Linked DNA regions of Mus musculus: region 1 is linked to region 2. A link is a loop called in an ENCODE intact Hi-C map of the cell type or tissue named here. Cell type or tissue: left cerebral cortex. All regions are shown on one strand. Links, peaks and the distances in the headings refer to the core of each region. The heading gives the core; the rest is flanking DNA.

Region 1 (9,114 bases), core at 1-8,000, 83 kb after region 2:
GGAAATGAGGAAAGAGATAAAGACAAAAACAAAACCATTTCCTAGAAGATTGTGTGGCCATATTTAGAGTGTTTGGATTATCCAATGAAATCCATGGACCAAGGCCCAGAGAGCGTCTAGGGAAGACTCTTGACTGTCGGTGTGTATGTTTTTCAGGGAGGATGGGGAATCTTCCAAAATCTATGCCCTCTCTTAGGGATAGATTCTATTATCAGACTAGAGGTGTGGGTGAACAATTTGAAACCTATTTTAAAAACACAAGTATGTTGCCCATGAAACAAAAGAAAGTGTGTTTTAAGCATACTCAGTGCTATACTTGTCTGTCTCCAGGATGCCGAGAAGACGGGCTTGTTGATCCAATTAAAGACACCTGAGTTATTGGAAAATTTATATAATCTTCCTGCTTCGCCAGAGGTGGTGGTGGCTCAACTCCAAGGCCAGGTTCTAGAGCTGCAGAGGGAGCTGAAAGAATTCAAAACCCGCAACAAGCAACTCCATGAGAAGCTAATTCTGGCAGAGGCAATGATGGAGGGGCTGCCGGTGCCCAACTCTGCGCTGGTGAATGGTAAGCATCAAGAAAATGTGTCTCTGTGAGCTGGGTGAGCAGCCGACGGGGCTGACTAAATGCTAGTCCTGTTGTTCAGAATTGCAGAAAGTTTGTATATAAATTCTGTGAACGGCAGTGATTAATCTTAACTCCTGAAAAATGCACAGTGGAAGAATACAAGAAAGGGAAACAAATCAGTTGATTTCTTTTATTCTGGAATCTGGACTAGTGTGTGGGAATTGTAGTATTCTCAGGTCCTGGGAGGAGGGCTCTCTGCTGCATTCCTTTGAAATTGTGTATGGGTGCCTAGGGTAGTGTTGTTATTGTTTTGCTGTTTTGGACCATTTTTTTCAAACTTGTTCTTCTTTCATATATTATATCCCAGAGTTTCCCCAACACACACCAGCCCCTCCATATCCCCCCCCACACACACACACACACACACGTTTATTTCTCCTTTTTCCTTTGAGAACAGAACAGGCCTCCCATAGACACAGGTGCTTGGGTTTAAATCTGGGTTTTTTTGGGGAGCCTAGCTCCCAGACCTGTGAGAGTCTTAGTAGGTGGCAGTCTGGTTTGTAAGTGATGGTCTTTTTACAGAGTTCTCTGCCTAACCTGAGGCTGATCTCAAATGCTGCTGACTCTGTCTATTTTATACAAGTAACCCACTTCCCTACTCATGACTCTCTGAGACCTGTGGAGAATCCAAAGACTTAGGCAAAACACCTCAGGTGGTGTCTCCTAGTCCAGGATAGTAGTACTTCAAGATCACAGACCACCAACCCTCTGAGAATCTGGAGAGTATGAAGAACCCTCATAGAACAGTTTAGGTCACCACAAAAAGTAGCATTTACATTTACCCCAAAGGTTCAGGAACCTACTAATATGCCTATGTGGACACTTGATATTGACTCCTACTGTAAGCAAATAATAGTCACATGATAAAGCTTTATCCACCAAGGAAAGGTTAATTAAACCCTGTAAGCCGAGGTCTGTTTAGGCTCTCTGGCGATAGGAGCACAAAGGAGATGAGGTCTGTTTCCAGTTTATGTGTTTGAGTGTGTGAAGACAGCTTATAAGGATGTGTACAATGCTTGTGAAGACTGCTGTGGAGAAAAGTATAGCAGGATGAAGCTTGGGGAATGAGGAGTCAGCTGGGCTCACCAATGCTCAGGAATGTTGGAATGCTCTGACAAGATGGAATTTGGTTGGAAACTAGGAGGTGGCATCGTGCTGGTCCTTCTGGGAGGAGGGACAAGGGGAAAGGCCCCGGTGTTGCTTGATACGTGAGGACTTCGGTATAGAGAAGGGAGAACAGTTATATGGCTGGTGCGCATGGCCTGTGAGATAGGCAGAGATGTGTGCAAGATGAGGTCAGTGAGCAGCAAACCAAGTGTGATTCAAGAGACCATTGTAGGATGCCATCTTCACAAGATTAGAGACTGTTGGAGGCTTCTGAGCCTCAGAGGGACATGGTCTGACTTAAGCTTTAAAACAGGAATTGACAAAGTACTGTATTTGGGGCAAATGAAGCTTGCTGATTGCTTTTGTGATTTAAGCTTATTGATACCTAGCCCCATTCGTTCACATATCATTTGTACTGTTTCATTATGAAGTGGCGTTAAAGTTATGCTGGTGACCCTAAGGTCTGAAAGTGTATTACTTCACTTTTTGAAGGAAGGGTACAACTTGGACTTTAAAGGGGTAGCTTCCTTTGCACTCTACTGGAAGGATGTGGTTGCTTTTCAACAGCATAGGAAAGACCACAGGAGAGGGTGGCTTGGGGGATGCTAGATTTCTGGTTAAGAGTTTGTTGGACATCTTAGTAGAGACTTTAGGTAGGCAGCTGGCAACTGGTGAGTTTGGTGTCTAGGAGAGGCAAATAAGTTTGAAAAGAAACCAGGGAACAGCCGTGAATACCAATATTTGATATTGTGTAGCTCAGAGCCATACTTTGAGGCTGGGCATTCCAGAGGTTAGAAGGTCAATTGAGGAGGAGCAGCAGGTGAGGTGGGATACCAAGTACTGGTGGCGTCTCAACATCTCAGAAGCCGAGTTAGAGCGATCGATAGTCAGATATTGATAGTAAAATGTGGCTTGAGGATATGCCTTAGTGATTACTAAGGCCTTCCTTTAAGAAGAAAGCTTTTGTGGGAGGGGCTTGATTGACATGGTTTACAGAGAGAGAGAGACCATGAAGGTGAGAAGGTGGAGACAGCATGGATAGACACCTGAGGAATTGTGATGTTAGGCTAGATAAAGCGGTAGGGCCACCAGGTTCCATGTTACCAGTGAATCTGTAGAGACCCAGTGAAGCAGGGACTGGGATGACTGAGGGAAGAAAGAGCGATCAGTCAGCAGGCAGTCTGCTGCAGGAGCTGCACAGTGGGGATATCTGGAGGAGTAAGTGGTATGCACATGGGAGCAAGGAGCACAGGTTCGTATAGACCCCCTAGGCTTAGGATACCAGAATGTAGGAATAATAACCTCAACCTCAGAGGCGGCAGGAGAAGCTGTTTCCATGAGACAGCCCAGGTTCTCTTAGAGCAGGAACTGAGACGAATGTTCAGAAAGCTTGGCAGTTTCTAGCTTACCAATGAAAGATTCGAGTATTGAATATGAAATCGTGCCAGACCAGGGCATTTCTAGAGTGGGTCAGGAACTGGAGGTAATTCTCAGAGCCTTGGGCTTCCTGTGGCATTAAAATTAGAGTACCTTTTAATTGTGGAATCCATTGTACACATTAAATACATGATGTAATTGAATCTTCCTACCATCTTTGGAGGCAGCTCCAGTAATTATTGTCTATCTTAAGCCCAGGCAGCAGTTGAAGAGACAGAGTGACTTGGCCACAGTCACACTGGTACTCATTGCCGGAGCTCCATTTGAGGTAGCCTGACTGTCTCCAAAGCTCGTATTCTTTCTTCTTCCAGGAGACCTAGCACATAAATACTCTCATAGGGACTTTTTCATGCTCTGCAGCCAGAGGCAGCTTCACTTTTATTTTAGGTTGTCTCTTAGATTCACCTACTTGACGTTTCAGGGTCAGTCATCTTCCATAGAATCAGACTTGCCTCCCTCCTTTCCTGCTCCCCATTAACCCATCTAGGCATTTAGTTACCCTGTTGGTATACATTATCTAACTACCTGCTGTGTCTCCGGCCAGCTTTGAGACTAGGAGGAAGACAGACCACATATAGTTCTCTACCTTCTCAGAGCTCCCTGTCTTATATACGGAGGGGGCAGATAATTAAATCAGCGTTGGTGGGGTAGCATATGAGGGGAAAGTGCTGTGACAGAGGTGACTCAGCCCAGCAGAGAGACTGGCATTTTTCTAGGACTTGCCATCTGCTCTGTACACTTGCTGAGACCCTGGGGTGCATCATCCAGGTATCTCAACATCTCAGAAGCTGAGTATTGCTCTGGCCATCACCCAGGAGCCTCTGGGCTTCTCGAATTTTGCAAAAGTGGGCATGGGTTGATGGAATTCATTTTCTCACTCATTTTTTTGAGAACTTGGATTTAAACCATTTCAGACAAGCTGTACTATATTTATGCTTTTATGTCCTGTTATGGCAGCTCGATAGATTAATTTTATCTTATAAATTGCATTTTCCCTCCCTAGTGTTTTTATTCTCCCGGTTGTATCTTTGTGTTCTTCTCAGTTGCTTGGCTAAATTTCAATCTACAGTTTTATTTTTCTGTCTCCTTGCCAGTGCCTGCAGCCCAGGCTGTTGTGAGAACAGCCTTCCAGGACAACCCAGGCGAGCAAGAAGGACCTGAAACCACACAGTCTGCTGGGAGAGACAAGGACATGGACAGTGACCAATATACAAGCTTTGAGATCGGTTAGAATTCAACCACCTATTACTGAGTACTAGACATTGTTCAGGATTGTTTTATATCAATGTTCTTGCTAGGCCTCTTGAGGGCTTTGATTAGCATTCCCATATAACATGTAGGACTGGTGAGGTTAATTTGAAAATTACTGACTTAGGGTCGGTCACACAGCTGGGAGGGAGCCAGAAGAGTCAGGGAACATCATAACGTCTTTGGGACTTAATGGTCTAGCATCAGACTCTTCGAGGTAGAAGGTGGGCTCAGGTTGTTTCATATAACACAGTCATTGCTCAGAGCATCTCACACTTCATGGACATGGGATCGTAGCAGGCCACTAGGATCCAGCTTAATGTTAGCTGTTGTTGAATTTGTCTTTGTACGAGCAGCGAGGCCTCCAGCAAGTTGTATCACCTCCCTTTAATTATGAAGTATTAAAAGCACACAGATATACATAAAGGACAGTACAACAACTATCCACATTTCTGTTTATCCAAGATGAGCCAATGCTTAATGCTTACTCCCTTTTCCTTAGATGTTTTATCTTTTCATTAAAAACAAAATCACTCTTGTTTTGGATAGAATTCACTTCATAAAACGTTGTGATCATTGGGAACTCTAAATCTGTGATGAGATGGCTAGGGAATAACCAGTCTCTGGAAAAAGACTGAGCCGTGGCCTCAGAAGGTCTGCAGTGCATTCTCCTCAGCCTGGACGACTGCACGGCCTTGTGTTTCTTCTGGGTGTTCTGGGCGTTCAGTCCAAAGCTCCTGTACCAGGCAGCAAAGTGCTGCTTAGCTCAGTGTGGGTTATGGTTTGCATGTGAAATGCCTCTCACAGGTTCATGTGTTTGAACACTTGCTCCCTAGTGGAGGTGCTGATTTTAGAAGCTGTGGAGCCTGGTCCTTGTTCATGGCTAGCGAATGGTGGAGGTCTCTGGATGGTGCCTTACTCTCTCAGTAACCACTTGTCACTGAGCTGTATATATCTTTAGGAGTGTGCGTCCAGTGCAATACACATGTGGCTGCTTCTTCTTGAATTCCCCTTTTCCTTGCCTCGCTGAAGCTTCATTCTGAGGTCTCTACCCTCAATGTATCTTTTGTGGGCATACTTTTTGACTTTCTTAGGACTTGAATACTGGTGTTGAGTTAATTTGTTCACTGACTGCCTGGCTCGGAGCCGCATGCCATGGGTAACACCTTACCTTTGGCTCCTTTTCCAAGAACACCTTGGTAAGTGCTTGGGGAGTGAATGGAGGCCATAAGTTGCCCGGGTCCTATTGGCCTTACTCTTGAGGCTTCAGAGATGTCTCTACTCATGCTTTTGACATAGGAGACCCCAATCATAGGAGTAGTTTAACAGAAAGCATCATTTGCAGTGTTTCTGTTTTATAGTTTGGGTAGATCCTCCAGCTCTTAAAGCCTTCAGTAACACAGACAACTCAGGTGGGGTGCTGGGCACATAAGCCGCTTTTGGTACATGCATAATCTTAAGTCCCAGGCCTGCCAGCCTGTGAGTTCAGACGTGTACTTATACACATTATACACATTATACATATACACATTTCTCACAGCGTTCATACAGTTTTAACCAAACAGTGGAGGTGCTTTCTTCAGAACTTCATTTTGGGCTGCTGAGCAGAGGTTAGCAAAGTGACATTGCGTTACTGATGCAGGCCATAAGACTTGCTATATATTGGCCTTGGAGCTAAGAAGTCAAATCCCTGCCTCTGCTAATTCACAACTATTGTAGACGGTGGACTTTTGAGGGTACTTCTTCTTAAGACAGGTTGTGGTGGTGGTGGTGTTTTTGTTTTCCTTTTACTGACAATGGATTTTTTTCTCTCTCACATAATGTATACTGATTATAGTTTCCCCTGGCTCGGCTCCACCACGTTCCCCCTCACCTGCTCACCTGTCACGATCTACTACTCCGTGTTTCTGATTTGAAAGTAAACAGGCTTCTAGTGGATAATAATACAAAAGAATGTGTAATAAGATGAAACAAAAACTATCACATGGGAATTGAACAAGACAAACCAATAGAAGGAAAATAAATATCTCAAGAGAAGCCACAAGAATCAGAGACCACTGATTTGTACCTTCAGTGCAAATCCAATAACAGCACTAAACTGGAAGCCATAATGTATACCGGATGGACCCGGGTCAGACCTATGCAGTCCTGTGACTACTGCATCAGTCTAGGAGTTCATGAGAACTTTAATTACATTGATTTAGACGGCCTTATTTTCATGATATCCTCCATCCCCTTTGCCTCTCAGACTCTTTCCTTATCTTTGTCTGGAGATTTCCATGAACTCTGAGGGGAAGAATTTGATGGAGATATCTCATTTAAGTCTGTGTGTTCTAAGGTTTTTCATTCTCTGCATTGTGTCTAGCTGTCTCTGTATTTGTCTCATTTGCTGCAGGATGGTATTTCTCTGGTGATGGCTAAACAAGGCACTGCTCTGAGTATAGCAGAATGTCATTAGGAGTCATTTTACTGCTGTTTTTTAAAAAGAATAGTAGTATTTGTTTTTACCCTATGTCCCTGGGCTATGTAGTCTCTGTTTCTTGGTCACTCAAGCTGTGCCAGGTATAGATCCCATCTCATGGAGTAATCCTGAAGTCAAATCAGATATTGATTGGTTATTCCCAAAATGTTTGAGTCACGATTGCCCTAGCAATTCTTGCAGACAGAATATCATTGCAGAGTAAAGATTTTGTGGCTGGCTTGGTGTTTACATTTCACTTTCGGTAGTAGGTATAAGACCATCCTTTACCAAAGATAGTAGAACCTAGGAAATGGGAGTGAAGACTGTTCATACCAGCTTGACTTCTCCATGCTCAACAAGATATGCAGGTGTTTTCTTCAGTAATGGGGCCTTGCTGACAGTTTGTGAGAACAACCCGTAGCCTTGGCAACAGCCTGAGTTGTTTGGAGATTCCTATGGGACCTCTTTGACCAACAATTCAATTAAATGTAACCCATCTCAGGACTGAAGGTTTCATTTGGTGACAAGAGATGAACAATTGGGACTCTGTCTCCTCCATTGTTTGGCATTTCACTTAGATCACCTTCATATATGTATATTATCCCGTCCCGCGGGATTCAGTTATTCGTGGGTGCGAGGGGGACCGCAAACCTGGAAGGAAATGGGAGTAAAAGAAAGAAGAGTCGGAGGACCAAGTAGATTGAACCTATCAAGGTCTCGTTTATTAGGCTGAGGTGCCTTCTTTTTAAAGCATACATCTCGGGGAATATGGGAGGGGTCTAGGGAGAATTATACAAAGAACAAAGAAGTGGGCATCTGCTGACATGGGGGCCGAAGTCAGGCGCCAGGCAGTGGGCACTCTGGATCTTATCTCTGGAACATCGATCCTCCTTGACGGCCTTGGGGGTCAGGCTGGGCTCAGGCGTAACTCATGTCCTTGGATGGCATGGGAACTCAGGAAGAGATAGGGAAGAGGGGACTATAATTTAGCTTTTACAGCCTCAGGTGCCAGGAAAGGAATAGGGAGGAAAGGGGGGTGACAACCAGCTCTTAGTACAAGGCCCTTGATTTGTTAAGGAGATTGTGAAGGGCTCACTTTCTCACGGGATGGTCTCTGACAGTATATATTTTAGGAAGCTTCTACTTGTATTGTGTTTCCATAGTACCTTGAGGGTGCGTCTAAAGGGTGACATATAGGAATGCTATGCTTGTTGGTTTGTTAGGAGCAGAGTTTAAAGTGAAGGTGTGAGCATACACAATACCCCTGTCACTCTAAGTGCCAGGTCTCAAAGTGACATTTGTGTAGGAGTTGCCTTTTTCTATGCTTTATGTTTTATTCCTTCACAAAACACATCAAGATTATGTTTAGTTTTTTGAGGGAAGAAAGATTTCTTCTTCATACTATCAAAAGCAAGCCATGGTATGAGGTTTCTATGTTCATGGGGCTATTCAATCTTTTGATGTTGCAGCATGACATTGTGGTCTATAGATGTGGTAGGCTGCATCCTCGGCTTCCTGGGACACATGTAACTTATGGGGCTTAGGTTAGTATATATTTCCTTATCTTGGAGGATGACTTCCTAGAAGAAAACCTTGCTGAGAGATCAGGTGTTCTTTCTGCTTCTTATCCTCTTTGAGCCCAGTAGTTTTCACGTACATTTTCCATCGCCCGTCTTGTGCCGGATACCAGAGAAACAGATGAACAGCATGGTTTCCCCTTGATGACATATTAAGCACTGGAGAACTGCTATATTGGGAATACTTCTATTAAGGCATGTACCTACTGTTGTCCAAAAATCCAATGATGATATTGACATTGTTAACAATGATAAGAGTAGCCTTGAGACTGTGAGGAACAAATTATAGAACCTGTGGCTCCACAGACTGTCTTTCTGAAAGCCATCCTAGATCATCTAGTCCGGCTCATGTTGTTGTCTTTAAAGCCTTTTCCTGAGCCAGCCTTTGCTTTGATGCCTTCCATGATGACATCTTCTTCCATCGTTGACGAATTGGTTCTAAAGAATCAAGGAGCATTCCTGTTCTCTGAATTCATTTACTGCTGAATTTATTATTCCTGTTAGTCTTTTTCTGATATTGTTCAATATAATCTCAACCAACAAATACTGCTGGTTCTTCTCCTGAGTGGTGTTCTTGTTACCTTGCAAGTGAAATTCTGGAGGCTCAGAGTGGCCCATTAATTTGCTCAAGTAAGGTTATTTAAAACAAAGTGGCACAG
Region 2 (10,737 bases), core at 1,166-9,165:
GAACCCTGGGCTCAGAGATGAAATGACAAAAACACACAGCAAGGAGGCAGGAGAGGTGACCTTTGATCCCAGTTCTGTTTGGCTTTTATGTTTGCAGTGTAATCTGAGGCAGTGATCTGTGTGGTTGGAGACACAGGCCTACTCCAGGTCACCTCTCGAGCACCAGGGCCTTTTCCGTAACAGAGATATGGCCTGCAGGATTTAGAAGATAATTTCCACGGTGGCTTCTCTGAGCTCTCAGGAAGAGCATAAGAGTTTTTCACCACCTAAATCACCTTGGAGCTACAGAAGTGTGGTTTGGAATTGTATAGTCATTATCTTAAAAAGAAACAGTGAGGGGCAGGGGCTGTGGGATGAATTTGCATGGAGATTAGGGTGGCTGGAATGTATGCACATTTAGTATTGAGAAGCACATTTCTCCTTGTTCTCATTGAAGCTGTAAATATTGATCTGATTTTTCAAAACCCAAAGTACAGTTCTTGTAGAGTTGAGTCTTTTCCATTGGAAGTGCCCATTACTCTTCTGATACAAGAGGGAAAAATGGCTGGCAAATGTATTTATTACTGATTCTTTCCATGTATAGTACATCCAGGGAGGGGAAATGTGCTGGAGAAAAAGTCATAAATATTTATATTTTAATCCAATTTCCTTTCAAAATGTTCCCAATTGTATTGAAAAATTGCATCAAATGCATTTAATTTAACTGTAGGATGTGAAAGCCGCCCAGGCAGAACTGGAGAAGGCCTTTGCGGGGACAGAAACAGAGAAGGCTCTTCGGCTCAGCTTAGAAAGCAAGCTCTCGGCGATGAAGAAGATGCAGGAGGGGGACCTGGAGATGACTCTGGCTCTGGAAGAGAAGGACAGGTCTGGCGCTGATCCCTGGGAAACTCTAACGTCTCATTATGTGGAATGGGAGAAGATCTCCCCCTCTCCTTTCCCTTTCCTTCCCTCCTGCCATTGTTTTTCACTAGATTGTAATGACTTACTGGAATGTAGCCAGTACAGCAAGATAGACAACTGGGGATCAGAGTGGGGCTGGCAGAAAAGAAATGGCCTAGTAGTGGGTGAGAGATGGTCAGTAATAGTGTTGTGAAGGGATACGCAGATCTATTTACACATGTCTGGGTTTACTTTTGGCTATAGCTTCCTGGTAGCTAAAGGAACCCATGAGGTAAAACAAGCCATGCATTCAGGAGAAGCTCAGTTTTGCTTGGCACTATTGGAGGGAAATTCCTCCTGTGGTTCTTTCCACTGGGAACAGTAAGTGGTTGGTCCCCACCATGACTACGAGTGAATTTTGTGTGACCTGTTTTCCACCATGTTGTTTAGTACTGGCTGGAGGCCCAAAGTATGCAGTGCAATAGGCCAAAGAAGAGCACTGTAGACCAAATACAGAGTTCTTCAGTGCATAGTGAGTAAAGTGTATGCTGTTGGTTTAGAGAAATGGATGGGCAGTGGGGCTGTTAGGCCGTCTTTAATGACCACTGTGGCTTGCAGCCAGACTTTTGACAAAAGGTTAAGAATAAGTTGAAATTTTCTTCTGATATTTCGATGCTCTTATACTATTTGCTGGTCTCTGAGTGGGAGGTTGAGGTAAAACCGTGGAGACTAGCATAGGTGGCTGAAGACCCACACCCATTCATTTACAAGAGGATGAGATGGCTCCAGAGCGAATGGCCTTTTCTAGAGGATTGTGCCTGTCCTTTCTCTTCCCAGCTGCTCAGTGCCCTGTGAAGTGGTGTGCCCCTATTACATTGTTTAGGTAGTTAATAGCCCAGGCTGGCACAGATTCACTGTGTGGCAGAGGCTGGCCTTGAATTCCTGATGTCCCTGCTGCCATCCTCCCCGAGTGCTGAGTTTACAGGAGCATGTAACCCCGGCCAGCTGCTTAGGTCACCCCGGCCAGCTTTTAGGGTCACCCCGGCCAGCTGTTTAGGGTCACCCCGGCCAGCTGCTTAGGGTCACCCCAGCCAGCTGTTTAGGTTCTTATGGGCATGTGCTGTTTGCCTTTACTTCTGACTCAGTGCCCCTTTATAGTATTTAGGTGTGCCACTTTGTTTTCAGTTATGGTTGAACATCAGCTGAGCAAACCTGAGATTCTCTATGAGAGAGGGCTGAATCAGTGTTGAGGAAGCCGGTGGCCATGGTCTCCATATCTCAGTAACTACACTTCAGGTTCTCAGACGACTGACATTGACTGGACTGTATGTAGCCTTTTTTAGGTTTCTTTATTTTTTTGTTTTTAGTTTTCTTTTGGCTCATTGTTTTAGAGGCTTTTCTTTTTGTTTTGTTTTAATTGTGTGTGTGTGTGTGTGTACATGGAGATCAGAGGCTAACCCCCTTTTCTTAGTTTTGTTCTGTGAAATGGCCATGTTGGAGACACTGAATCCCCTAGACCTTAGAGTTATCATCTCCATCTACCCCTTTTCCATCCAGTATTATTCTTGGGCCATGTTGCTGGCTTGGAGAACTAGGCTGGGTGCAATTCCTGAACAGTCAAGAGCTACCCCACTGAGATAGTCATGGGTCATTGTGTTCCACAATCTATCTCTCTCTGTCATTTGACAGCAAAGTCCTTAGAAGGCATATATATATATAGCCTTGTCTTTCTGAGAGAACTATATATTCTAGAAGCAGGGAGTCAGGAGGTCGATTAGGCTACAGTAGAATGTCTGAGAGGCTGTCTTAGGTTTCCATTGCTGTGAGGAGACACCGTGACCATGGCAACTCTTCCAAAGGAAAACATTTAATTGAGCCTAGCTTACAGTTTCAGAAGTTTAGTCCGTTCTGGTCCTGGCGGCATGCAGGCACCCATGGTGCTGGAGAAGGTACTGAGAGTTCTAATCCTGATCCCCAGGCAGCAGAAGGAAATCTGTGTGTTACACTCAGCGTAGCTTGAGCACAGAAGAACATCTCAAGCCTGCCCCCACAGTGAGACACTTCCTCCAACAGTGCCATACCTCCTAGTAGTGCCACTCAATATGGCCAAGCATTCAAACACATGAATCTATGGGGGCCATTCCTATTCAAACTACCACATTGGCCATAGGGAAAAAGGAGAATTCTTGATACCTATGATGGAGAAAAAAGGAGAAGGTTGAGAAAGGGTTTGTGAGAAGTCCTGTGACAGTCTTTTGTGGGCCCTGACATCTTGGGCACTTCTTTCAGTGGCTCTATTGGATGGTTATGTCCTTTATTCAGCAAACACTTCTTGTGTGCCATCTGAATAAAGGACATAACCATCATACCAGTGATGAAAGGAGTGAGGTAGGGAGACTTTGATTGTCTGCACCAGAGCTAATGAAGTTACTAAGTAGGAGTGTGGGAGAGAGGGGCAGAAGGATAAGAACTAGAGGAGATAAACACTGCTTTACTGTAGCATTTACAAATTCAGTGCAAATGGGCCAGTAGACACTTTTCCAAGGAAGTGGGTGTCCTCTTGCCTGATCCTCTCATACCTGACTGTGTCCATCCCTTCACTTGCTATGTACTCCCCCATAATACATATCTGTGTTAAGATTTACTTGACAAGTTAGACAGAGTAAGAGATTAACAGTGAAAGTTAATAAGCAAACAATTGTGACAATAGTCTGTAGTAAAATATGTGAAGGTGGCATCTTTTGTATAACAGTGTACTGGGTTCACCATCCTTGTGGTTATGTTAGATGATATATGGTGGCCTGACACAGAGTCAGGTGACTGTGTAAGTGCTACTTAATTGTAAGCATCAGGAGACAGTTCTGATAGTCACTATGGCTACTGATTGATGAGCAGGGAAGTGGCATACACAGTGTGGGGATGCTGGACGAATCACTGGGCCTGGAGAAAAGAATCTGGAGTTTATCACAATGGCATGGGGAATCCATTGAGAAGTTAGTGGGGAGCTTGGAGAAATGAGATGATTAGATTTAAATTTAGAGCAGTTCCTTGCTTGCTTTGGGGATGCATTGCCACTGGGCTTTCATGCTGAAGCAGATGTCCAGATAAGTGATGACAGCCAAGACTGAAGGGCCTAGACCAAGAATGCAGCTGAATAGGTGGTGATGGAAGGGGAAGTGGGCACAGTGGGGAACACAGACTGATACCTCCCTTTCAGCTTGTGAATGAGTGGCTTAGGGGAGGTGGTACAGTTGTCTCCGCTTGGAGATGAGCAACAAGGAGGTGATCCTAGCGAGGAGTGGGATGAGGATGTTTGCAGTTAGGGCAGGAGTTGTGGGTTCTGTGGGTACCTGTGAGTGGGTTTTTAGATTCAGGCTGGCATTGGAGGAAATGAAGATTTACACTGTAAGCAGCGCTGAGCATGGTTGGGCATGCATTTGGAACTACAGAGACAACAGTGGTTCTGGTTCTGGAGAGAATGTTTTGGTAGAGATGAATTTCCAGACTGTGTAAGAGTGCTTTAGGGGAGTCCTAGAAGTTGCCCGTGCAGAGGGTTTGTATATGCAAAGGAAGGAAGCTTTCGTACTTTGTATACAAAGGCTACACATATAGATCATCAGGGTATGTTGCTTAAGCTTTGGTTTCTTATTTGTTTGGGAAGAGGACATTTGGGAGGATGGGTGTGAGTGGTCCAAGTGGTGGCTTCTCCATGGATTATAGATGGTCAAGTGAGATCCTGCTGCAGGCTGCATTTTCCTGGCATTTGCACAGGCCTGGCTTGACAAGTATAAAAAGTTGGCTTGTCAGCTCTACAAATATGTCAGTCGCAGAGATGAAAGTGTCCCAGCTAAACTTCCAGAGACCAGCAAGCAGCTGCCACCTTTATTTTCCCTCAGGAGATGCCTGTTTGGTGAATAGCCAGGGACTGAATCTTCTCGACGATTTCCCATATCCCATATCTAAGTCAAAGTTAGAAGTTTAGCCCGGCATGACAGCAGGGTTAGTCAGTTACATCCAGAGGAAATGGATCTGGATTGGCCACGGAGTAACCTGCTGTTGGGCATGTCAGGCTGTTGAATCTGGTCTGGGCCCCACTTGCATACTCTCTCCCAGTGTGTTCCTGGCTTCCCACCACCTTTTCATGCAGGCCTTTTTCTCTTCTGCATCTGAAGGTGATCTTGTTGGGGAGCCCTACAGGTTGACTATAAGCGACAGTTATATTATCTTCAAGTTAAATAGAGTTTTTAAAAGTTTGAATTACTTGCTGGCATTTAAAACATTGAATTTCACAGAAGAGTGAATAATTACTTTTCTTGAAAGCCTAGCAATGTTGGCAACCTGTGGTGCCTTCTTATTGGCTCAAGACTGCTGCTCTGTAATGGGCTGAGCCTTTAGTAGCCTTTAGTTGTCCTGGTTCTGACCCCCATCTTTCCATTTTAAATGTACATTTGGTGACTCTTAGCTCTCCATTTTCCCATTGATTATATCAGAGCTGAACCCCTAGAGGGCAGTATTGCACCTCCCTCCAGGTTCCTAGGCTCTGCAGATCCTACTGGTGAGCTCTGATGCACTGCACTGCTAGGCGTTTTTTGCTGCCCATGTCTGCCTCCTGGCCTTCGGCACGGAAGCTAGGTGCTTTACAAGGGCAACTCTCCCAGACCTCCAGACCTGTGTTTCTACAAAACTGGGTTGCTTTCTAGGCTTAGCCACAGAAGAGTTTTTTTTGGAGTAGAGTCCTCGGAAAGAATGTTATGTGTTGAAGATTTAAACAGTACATTCAGGGCTGATTTGGGGAGATGGCTTAGTGAGTAAAACGCTTGCTGTGTATGCATGAGGACCTGAGTCCCAGCACCCAGGTACAAGCTCAGTGTGATGACGTACATCCCTGCATTTCAAGGCGGAGACAAGTGAGTTCCTGGAGCTTGTGAGTCAGGCAGGTAGCCCAGCAAAACCAAATAAAGTACAGATACCATTGGGGAAAATGTCTGGACCCTGAGCTCTGACCTCTGTACACATCTGCATAGGTACACGAAACGTGCACATACATATAATCAGCATTGCAGTTGTCATTTGTTGAGTTCAGCTGTAGGTCAGAAGTACACTTTTGTTTTAAGTTGTCCAAACACAGGCTCAGAGAGATTGAATAACTTAGCTTGGTCACAGAGCAGTTGATCCAAGGACATCAAATTTGGTTCCGAAGAGGGAAAAGTTCACATTTTCTACAAGACATTATGGTTGTATGTGGCAAAGCTTCTCTGAGACTCAGAGATAGAAGATGCAATTTAAGGAGCTCTGGTGCTTGTCAGGGAGAATAGGAATGGGTTTGGACAGAAGGTAGCGATAGCATATGCAAAGGCATGGAGGGGCACAGGAGAGCTTTGGAGCGAGCTCTCTGTGAGCTGCTGTGGGCTGATAGGGCCCAAGACGAAACTGGAGCTGTTATGACTTAAGAGCTGGAAGCCTGGATGCCTTATCCCGAAGTGCAACCATTAGCTTGAGATGTGGTATGTTTTTAAGCATTGTTTGTGAGCTATGGAGAGAGTCCTGCTTTTTAAATCTATACCCACCAAACCAGCTTTTGGTTGGTTGTTTGCTTAGGCTTTAGGGACAGATTTCTTTTGGAGAGGGGATTTCTTACTTAAACTTAGCAATCTGCTGCTGGCGTGGAGATGCTGAAGGTCTTTGACCAGAGATGGTGCAGCTTGAGCTAAATCCCTGGGCAAGGCTAGAGACAAGAGGACTCATTAATGTCACATCAATTCTGTTCCTTGCTCTCTGACCTGCAGAATGCAATTTTGTTTATGTGTATTCATTGGACACATCTACTTTGAAGATGTCTGGCCCTCTTTCCTACCTCCTCCTGCTCCACTGAGCTAAGAGAGCAGCTCAGAATTAATATTTAAATTTTGTTCTCTTTTAGACTGATTGAGGAGTTGAAGCTGTCTTTGAAGAGCAAAGAAGCTTTAATTCAGTGCCTTAAAGAGGAAAAATCTCAGATGGCATCTCCTGACGAGAACGTGTCATCTGGAGAACTCCGAGGACTTTCTGCCACTCTGAGGGAAGAAAAAGAGAGAGACGCTGAGGTGAGGCGACAGGGCACAGCAGGAGGGGGAACACATCAGACTGCTCCATGGAAAGTGGGGGGCTCTTCAGCGTGCTGCGTGGTTTGCACAGTAACTTGTCCGCGCCAGCTCTCAGTCAGTGGAGGAATCAGCAGTAGCTGCCTTTGTTAGGGCCTGCCTTTGTTCCCGTGTCCCGAACCTGTGCGTCTATATTTCCCCACATGTGTTTTGCTGTCACCCCGGGGCTTCCTTCCTTTTCATCCGTAGGGTTTTTTTTTTTTTTTTTTTTTTTTTTTTAGTGTAAAACCGGTGCTTTGTCCATGTCCATGTTTCCTTTGTGGTTAGGGATAGGTCTGAGGCCATATTTGGTGTGAAACACCCAAGGACATGGCAGAAGGGGAATAACAGGTTCTGGGTATGACAACACATACTACCCTGTTCAGGCCTCCTGGCCTCTTGACCAAGTAGAGCTTGTGAGCCCCTCCCTGCCTGAGTTTAGGATCAGCTTCAGAGTGGTCATATTTCTCTAGGTGCCAAGAAGTGAGTGGCTAGTAGTTAGGCCCAAATCTCCTGGACCCCTCTTTGTTCTTGTAGCCTCCAGGGCAAGCTATCTTGGCCCTCCATTCTCTTTGGGCAAAGGCGGCTGCTGCGTGGTCTGTTCATATCAGGGTGTGCTCTGGAAGCTCAAGAAAGGTCCTGATTTCTTCATGGAGCAGCGTTCTTGTCCTTGTCACATTAGCAGACTTGAGCCTGATCAATTTTCATTTGCAGTGTAGTTGCTGCTGCTCTTCCTCCTGTTTTGACCTCCCAGGCCCTGTCCTCTAAGGGGCCCTTTACCTTCCCTTCTGAAGCACTGCCATGGACTAGCAGTCAAGCGTGTGGGCAGCAGGCTTCACACTTGTCCTCCAGCAAACCAACTCAGGCTGTGGGTGGGGCCAAGAAGGGTGCTCTTTTGTTAATGAGGGCCACAGCAGTGGAGGGAGTACAGAAGAGGCTCATTCTAAGGGCTGTGGGGAAGCCTTCTGATGCTCCTCCTCTCTGGGTACTCCTCTTTCGGCTCACTCATGAATGCCTTTTCTTAGGAATGGCAGAAGGAGAGAAACCACTTTGAAGAGAGGATCCAGGTATGTTGATTCATTTTAAGACCACATTTAAGACTTTCTCTCTGCTTGCCTCTCATTTGATTCTGAGTGTAAGAAATAATTCTTTGTACCATTCAGTTACGCATGAAGCACAGTAGAGAGAGTTGCTCAGTCCGTGCATTAGTTTCATCCCATGGACATTCCCATTTTACAGATGTGGTACCTGAGACTCAGAAGGTGAAGTCACTTGCCCATGACTACATAGGTGGGAGAGGGGTAATTTTCTTGTTTGATTCCAACACCCAGGCTCCCGGGGCCTTTAGTCACGACAGCTAGAATTTGTACAGTGCCTGCCAGTGTAGAAAGCACTTTCACATCCATTATCTCATCTGATCCTCACGACAGCCCAGAAGGGAGGCAGTACTGATTATCTTAAGACATGAACTAAGGACTATAAATGTATGGCTCAGTCTCCATCAAACCAGACTCTCTCCTAGCTTTTGTAGCATTAAGGAATGAAATTAATGATCTGTTATTTCCCTCAAATAACCTGGTACAGTTTCGAAGACTCTGATGTGACTGTATTCAGATTTTAGAAGGCACTGGCGTCCTTCCCATAGGAATAGCTGTCAGCTGCTCCTGCGATCTGATTCCCTTCCCTTCACCCGGCCCTGTTGCTTTGAGCAGTAACACAGTATCTGGGAGCTGATGCCACGGCAGTCGGCTCAACTAGGAAACATTAATCACAGGCTGACAGGAATAAGATAGAATAACTGCATTTGAGTGTGCTCTTAAAGATATATTTACAGTGCATTTTGGTTGGAACACATCAACTTCGTGAATCTTTTTCTAATCTAATTTAGGCACTTCAGGAGGACCTGAGAGAGAAGGAAAGAGAAATTGCTACAGAGAAGAAAAATAACTTAAAGAGTTATAAAGCCATTCAGGGTCTAACCATGGCATTAAAATCAAAGGAAAGAGAGGTATGTCTGAGGAGTGAAGTGGGATTTTTCTTTATTAGTTTCTGTGGCTTGCCTGTCCTACCATGAAGTTTACAGAAAGTCTGTAAGGCTAGGATAGTACAGAAAGTGGGTCCTTTGGTCATTTGGAGTTGTGGTAAACCTCAGTTAATGCTGTCTGCAGCTAAATATGGATGGAAGTTTCTAGTAAGCCACATTGAAAGAGATGCAGTGATGTAAGTTAATTTAAATAATACATAAACATAATCATTTCAACATGAATGCCATGAACTAAGCAGTGGTGAGCTATGTAGCATTTTGTCCCTCAATACCAAGAGTTTAAAGGACAGCCGTACCTCTAGCCTCTCACTTGAGACTTAGCCAGACATGTGGCTAGGGACTGCCTTAAAGGACAGTACAGGTTGACTCTTGAAGGACAGCTGAAACTTGAGATGAAGGAATTTGGGAGGCAAGGCTGTGGCTGGAAAGCAAAAAGCCTACCTGGCTTGTTGCCTTTGGTACCCAAGGTAGTGGCTGATGGCTCTTTTTTTTAATCACTTTTGGTACTGAAGTCTGTTGTATCTCAGTGAATAACTAAGGCTCTCACTCACCAGAGAGACCCAGCTCTATGGTGTGATGTGCAAGTCAGAGTGATGGGTGTTGGAACTGAGGCAAGTACAGGGGTTGAGCAGGCAGAGGGATTAGGGTGGATGTGAGGAGTAGATGTTGCTTAGAGGAGGAGATGCTGAACTGATGCTGAGCCCTGAATGGTGAGAAGGCATAAGCGGCTAAAGAGCTGCAGATGGGAGGCCAGTTTGGAGACACAATGGCCAAAGCATGTGGTGTGTGGCTGCACAAATGGTCTGGGGTTTGAGGGGAACGAAGTGCACGATTTAGATAAAACTGTAGATATTGGATAGGCTGCAAGGGTCTAGTTGTGTTGGGAACTAATCATATTATCTGCTTGCAGGGTACGAGTAGCCGAAGTAACAGCTACATTGTCACCATAGAGGCGCCTCTGGCTGTATTGAAAAGGGTGGATTCAGGAGGTAGAGAGTAGAGGCAAAGTAAGAACCAAGAAAGGCCTTTTTAGAACAGAGATCACAGCTAACTGGAGGAAGAAGACGGTATTCAAGAAATAATGCTAGAAATAATTAAAAATAGAGATACATTTGGAAAATCTGATACTTAGATCTGAGACTTCAGAGAACGAACAGTCAAGGTGACTCTAGGTGTCTTGTCTCGGATGACTGGGGATCTGTGGTGACACTGACATGGTTTAGAGCATGGAGAGTAGAAGATGGCATTGAGACAGGAGCATTGGCCTTGAGGGCTGTGAGGCCTCCTTGTTAGGAGGCAGAGGGCTTAACTAGTCTGAAGTGCGTAGACAGGCAAAGTCAGCTGACTTGGGAATCATGTTGTTAGTCATGAGTTAAGATTCTGAGTTGACCAATATAGTCAGTGAAAGCATAGGCTGGCCAAGGGTGCCACTCACTGTAAGCCATACTGTGAATTCAGGGATGGGACAGGCATATGCAGAAAAGGCAGCAGGAATGGTTACAGAGGTAGGAAACTGGTGCTGAGAAGCTAAGGGAGTAGTGCAGTGTCAGCTACAACTGCGACTTGTTTTTTTTTACCATAGTAGCTATGGTTCACATGATGCATTGGGGCCCCGCTGGAGTAGGAGACCTCAGTGTGTTGTGGCATAAGTAGTGGAACAGTTCCAAGGTATAGAGGTGGGAGTTCATTGTAGAT

The links. Peaks named below come from ENCODE experiments on the same cell type or tissue, not always from the same donor. Only the 100,000 strongest peaks of a DNase experiment are listed, where the experiment ranks them.
Region 1: a loop joins it to region 2, with 2.7 times the contacts of the local background. A loop is called at or near these places in 18 of 42 quality-filtered maps.

Annotation. Positions count from the first base shown.
Region 1 is chr4:70,267,925-70,277,038 of GRCm38, reverse strand. It overlaps Cdk5rap2 (CDK5 regulatory subunit associated protein 2), which reads left to right. Exons shown (of 37, transcript NM_145990.4): 22 at 331-565; 23 at 4,264-4,395. Among named protein-coding and RNA genes, the nearest start is that of Cdk5rap2, 140 kb to the left of the region's middle. In left cerebral cortex, for the core only: no CTCF peak of the experiment used is centred there; DNase peaks (open chromatin) are centred at 3,139, 3,444, 3,916 and 4,227; H3K27ac peaks cover 886 bases.
Region 2 is chr4:70,350,938-70,361,674 of GRCm38, reverse strand. It overlaps Cdk5rap2 (CDK5 regulatory subunit associated protein 2), which reads left to right. Exons shown (of 37, transcript NM_145990.4): 7 at 710-864; 8 at 6,800-6,962; 9 at 8,024-8,065; 10 at 8,887-9,006. Among named protein-coding and RNA genes, the nearest start is that of Cdk5rap2, 54 kb to the left of the region's middle. In left cerebral cortex, for the core only: a CTCF peak has its summit at 5,390 (motif pointing right); DNase peaks (open chromatin) are centred at 5,442 and 8,582; H3K27ac peaks cover 583 bases.